Linked DNA regions of Homo sapiens: region 1 is linked to region 2. Evidence: chromatin contacts called from ENCODE Hi-C data. All regions are on one chromosome and are shown on one strand. Each heading gives the region's core, a stretch centred on a gene start or an enhancer-like site at or near the end of the contact. The rest is flanking DNA. Distances are from core to core; before and after follow the strand shown.

The links. Hi-C counts contacts between places; a loop is a spot of excess contacts on that map. Pooled maps may share reads with other maps.
Region 1: a map of mammary epithelial cell shows a loop between it and region 2 (2.7-fold over the local background). The contact joins the enhancer-like site here to the promoter of LINC00609 in region 2. A Hi-C loop is called at or near these places in 1 of 168 maps with a recorded cell type or tissue (mammary epithelial cell), 2 of 37 single-sample maps with no recorded cell type and 3 of 50 pooled maps.

The regions. Positions count from the first base shown.
Region 1 is chr14:36,237,523-36,240,222 of GRCh38, reverse strand. No RefSeq gene overlaps it. Among named protein-coding and RNA genes, the nearest start is that of PTCSC3, 62 kb to the right of the region's middle. Within about 2 kb of position 1,427, at least 2 of the 41 ENCODE cell types and tissues checked have a DNase peak (open chromatin) inside an H3K27ac peak, as active enhancers do; they include mammary epithelial cell, where a contact is called at or near this core.
Region 2 is chr14:36,068,987-36,071,686 of GRCh38, reverse strand. LINC00609 (long intergenic non-protein coding RNA 609) reads right to left here and starts at 1,260. Exons shown (of 3, transcript NR_073454.1): 1 at 1,002-1,260.

The DNA.
Region 1 (2,700 bases), core at 178-2,677, 170 kb before region 2:
ATTCTTCATGAAACATGCATGCTCTAAAGCCATGTCTATCTTGATTATAAATGTATGTCAAATATCTTAGTGATATGAGGAATGGTTGGAGAGATGTGTGTATGTATATGTGGTGGGACACACACGTGAGCACACACGCCCACCCACACACTATCTTCTTCCCTCAACTCACTCCCCACAATGCTGACAGTGGAATACAGTGTCACTTTTTGGAAAGTCCTTCGAATGCTGGTCTTTAAATGTTCAAGGCCTAGCAACTAAAGGGATTTTAGAAAGTCATCTATCTCCTTGCCTCCAGGAAGCATAGAAGTTAAACCATCTTGAAAAGATTTGTGTTATCAACAGATGATTCCTTTATTTATTCATTCATGACATATTTGAGTACTTACTGAGGGCCAGCCTGTGTGCAAGGAACAATATTCTCAAAGAGGAAGAACAAATGAGGAAGAGAATTCCCCAGGACAAGGTAACAGGGATAGACAAGTTATTCTGGAGTTCATCCACTAAAATTCTGGGTGGGTGGGTGGGTAGGCTGGTTGGTTCTGTTTTTGTTTGTTTGTTTGTTTGGCAGTCTTGCTCTGTCGCCCAGGCTGGAATGCAGTGGTATGAACCCAGCTCACTGGCAACCTCTGCCTCCCAGGCTCAAAAGATTATCCTGCCTCAGCCTCCTGAGTAGCTGGGATTATAGGCACCTGCCACCACGCCTGGCTGGCTAATTTTTGTATCTTTAGTAGAGACGGGGTTTTACCATGTTGGGCAGCCTGGTTTCAAAATCCTAGCCTCAAGTGATCTGCCCACCTCTGCCTTCCAGAGTGGTGGGATTACAGGCGTGAGCCACTGTGCCTGGCCCAAATTCTGGTGTTTGAAATGTGATGACTTTCAATGCTGACCCTGTCTCCCCGCGCCCCCCCCACCGCCCCGCCAACCCAACCCCCCAGAAAAAAGGCATGAGAATGTCTTTTGTAAATGTTTAGTTATAAGAGGATATGGTGATAAACACAAGATGGTGGTGGTGCTTCAAGGTGTGTAGGCTGCCACGGTATTTGTCTGGAAAACAGATGATGTCACTTAAAATGCAAAGCATTAAGTAAATCACTGTCTGGGGAGCCAGACGGGAAGGAGAATCTGGGTAAACCAAAAGTCAGAAGAAACATAAGTGCCAAAACACAAGGCAATTAGACCCTGAAAAATGTTATTTCATAACAATGGAGTGTCTTAGATAGCAGGAGAGAATTCACAAAGGCTCAAGACCCATGAGTTCCTCCTATTATTTCATTACCCAACTTATTACCCACAAATCATGAGTTCTGCCTCTTCCACCCACACTGTCCCTCACACCCTCTTATAGTTTCAATGTGCTGGCCGTGACTCATCCCACACCACGTTTTGCTTTCCAACCTCCCTACACAACACAGTCTTGCCACTACTTGAGGATACGGTTTAGCACGCATGATTCAGGCTGTTTCCGTTTTCCACGTTTATCTTTTGCCATCTGAGGACTGGCACCTCCCCTCTCTTCTGCGGCAGCTGGATCTGGGTGAATCCCAGGGCCACAGAGTGAATGGTTGCTTTTTCTCTTGCTAGATTCTGGGCCATTTCTAATGTCCTCACAGGGCATAGCTTGCCTCCCCTCTGTGCTTTTCTGCAGGGTCCTATGTGAAATAGCCACATCTCATGAACTGCTTTTGTAGAAACGGGCACCGAGGAGGGCATGGAACCCATTGCAAACTGCCTCAGAGGCCAGTGCTTTTCAAAAGACAAAGTGGGGGGTGGTAAGCATGAGTTACCTGCTTCTAAGCCCAACTTGGCCAGTGGGCAGGTGTGCTTATGCTTCTAGGCGTGACTGTATTTTCATGTAAGCTTTGTCCTTCAAAGTAGTCACCTCAGGAGGTTATACATGTATTCTCATGATACTAAAGATATTTTTGAAATTCTTCTCTTACAGTTTTAAGAATAAATTTATATTAAGAAAATCACGGTGAGTTTACAGCTGTACTCTCTTCCAAAACTAGTCCAACTCAAGGCAGGCCTCTGCATGAATTTCTTGTTTCAGAAATCAAATCTATCTACTCTGAAGATATTCAAAGGGAAGTGTTGTAGGCATTGAACACCATTCCAAGAAGGGGCTTCCAAAAGTTTGCTAAGAATTGTAGCACTTGAGGTCTCCCAGGGATACTGTCTTAATTTATTTGGATGGATTAAGTCTAGAAATATTTATTTTAAGAAAATCAAGCAAACCACAATATTTGGCTTCCTGGCACAGGGTCTCTTTTCTCCCAGAAGGGTTGCAAATCTTGGCAAGACCTGCAAGTTTTTCACTGTCTCAGAATACCTTTCACTGAAATGTTATCACCTAGTAAAATGACAGTTTACCTCAAATCAGGTTGGTTCTTTTACAGTTTGTTTAGGAACTTGACCTTTCAGCTTTTGCAACTTGGACTAAATATTTATCTAGCATTTACTCTGCTAGGTATGATGAGAGAGAGATAACTGAAACTGGACATTTTTCTTTCCTTGTTTTGATGCTTGGTGAACTTCTACTTATCCTTCAAGGCCCAGTTCAAATGTCACCTCCTTGATAATTTTTCATATTACATAGAAGAAAATAACACCTTAAACAGATGAAAGCAACATGGTAGTGATTAGAAAATGTATGTCAGTCCCGTAGAAGAAGTTAAATGTTGCTTTCCTCCACCTCAA
Region 2 (2,700 bases), core at 11-2,510:
CCAACACATCTCTAATGCCGCCTTGTGACTAGTGGATTAAGTGAGCACTTTGAAAATATGTATTACTTGAGTGATTAAATTGCCAAGCTTCCCCATTTCATTTACATCTTATTTCCATTTCTAGTGAATCATTCCTTCTAAGCACAAGGTTGTGAAAGGAAATCTTGAACACTAATAATAGCATTACAAGCTACTATAACCAGGGCTTACTTACATGATTATCACCAAAGCTCCAATAAATTTCTCAATTTAAATATTAAAAATCAGTCAATGATCTGTTAGCTGGAAAATATCTGGGGTGAAAGAGTGATTACCACTAAAAAATAGATTGAAGTCATTGCTGCTTTTAGAGCCTAGAAAAATACAAAGATCTGTTATTCTAGGTAAGTTACTTACTCTCTCTGCCTCCTTTATGGGCTGCTGGAAGGATTAAATGATTAGTGTGTGAGAAATGCTTAGAACAATGCCTGGCTCAAAGTAAGTAATCAATAAATGCCAGTTCTTATTATCACAGGTATTCTGAATACAGGTTGTGGCGATCAGGAGCTTTGATGACCATGGCAGGTGGCAATGCCCCAAAGTGCAGAAGACGTCAATTCCTCTTCCATATCCCCAGTCAACACACACATTCCCCTCCACAACCAAGAGAAGTGGGCATTAAAGAAAGGAAGGGCAAGAGGAACGACAATTCTAAAAGATCACCAAGGTGTATAGTCTGAATTATTTGGACTAGTTCTGCTGTGATCTTAGCCAATTGACCCTCTGCCCTAATTTCCCCACCTGAAAAAAAAGAAGGCCAATTTATTAAGGGTTTCTGATGCGTGGGTGAAAGAGGCTGTTAACACTCGAAAGTATTATAGATTAACAATCTTTCTAACCATTTTAAATATTAGCAAATGTTCCAGCTCACAAAGTGCCATGGTTTTAGTGGCCTGGAAAACGCTGCAATTTGTTCAAACATCAGTGGGTGTTATTTCTGGATGTTAATCAGTACCATTTACCTTGAGAACCTGGAAAATGTGTGGACTGTGCAAGTCCGCCATCTGCTGGTCCTGGAGACTCTGCGCCGCAGGGCAGAGATGCTTGTCCAATGCGGCCGGCACAGGAGCTCCTTGGAGAGCAGCAAACCAGCCAAAGCTGTTCCCACCACCTCAGGTCCTGATGCTGAATTATCACAGTGAACATGTTGCTTTCCCAAAGGGAGGTGATTTGTTTGAGAGGGTATGTGTGTGGTCTTTAAATAGTTTTGTTCTTTGTGCTTACATTATCATCTAGGAAGAAAAGATAATTTATTGCATCTCAGAAATGAAGCGACTCTGAGATAGCATCTATTTCAAATGCCTCATTTTACACAAAAGAAAAAATGTGGCCCAAGAGTCAGACAACTTTCCCAAGTTACTCAGCCAGTAGTGGCAGGACAGTATCCCCAAGGCTCATGCCTGGACACTTACTCTCGCTACCTTGGAGAAGGTGAAGGAGGGCAGAGGAATCTGCCAAAACAAAGAAAACTTCCCAGCCAGTGTCCTGGGTCACTGTATACGTCTTACTGACATGGCACTTTAGCCATAGTTTGCAAAGAGCTTTAACTTCTCTTCTTATATCCATATAAAAACTTTCACCTCTGATTGTAGCCAAAAGCCAAAGCCCTTTTATGCCCTATTGCACTTATGAAAGGGGAAAAATGCAAGTAAGGATACTTTATCTTGTGATTATTTTCACTTCCTGAAAAGCCAAAGATCTAGCAGTTTAATCACAAAGTCTGTCCTGTCATTCAGCAGCAGATGCCAGCCTCTTGCCCGGCAGCCACCAGAATAGAAGAACCCTACAGGTCAGAAAGTCTACACTCTTATTTCTCCACCAGAGAGAGGTCTCTCTTAGTTTATACAGGCCAACTATTTTTTTTTAATTGGTCTTAGTCCAATAATGACATATTTGCCTGGGTCACCTGCCAGCCAACCAGGAGCGCTCATTCAGCTGGGGTGTGGATACAGAGAAATTCTAGTGCCATCCAACAGAGGGCAGTAGTGCACAGACACATAACCACCCTGCTCAGCTCTCTCCTATCAGAAAAAAGGGGGTGGGGGACACAGGTGCATATTCTTACTGCTCTGACTCTGTCCTGAGAGTGGAGCCAAACATTTTTCAGATGCCAAAATCAATCTTAAAAGTCAATGATCTGACAAGGACAAATATTAATCGCTAATTCCTGTTTCCCCCCACTTCATGACGCTCAGCTTCATACTCTGCCCCTGAGCCTCCCAAACCAAAGTTCTTTTATCACGTGACAGAGACACAAGCCTTGGATCCATCTGAAAACAAAGCTGACAAGTTTCTCACCACCTAGCAACACAAAAAACTCTAAACACAATCCAAAGAATCCCCAAGGGAAACAGCTTCAAGAATCTTGAAAATCATACCTATTTTTGTTTGTAATGTGTGAAATTATTACAAGTATGTTCACCAAGAGGACTATTGATGGATGACTCACAATTTAGCTAAATTCAATGAACCACACACTGTGCCTATCCCAGTAGGTGACTCATGCATTTTTTATTTCAAGTATCAAGTGTTTGCCAAAAACAGTATTTAAAAAAAGTAATGAAAATTGTTCTGAAAGAGCTCATGAATAGGGTAGGACTACCCACCGACAACCTCATTTGTGCTCTGACCACTTACATGGGATTTGGTGGGTCTGCTACA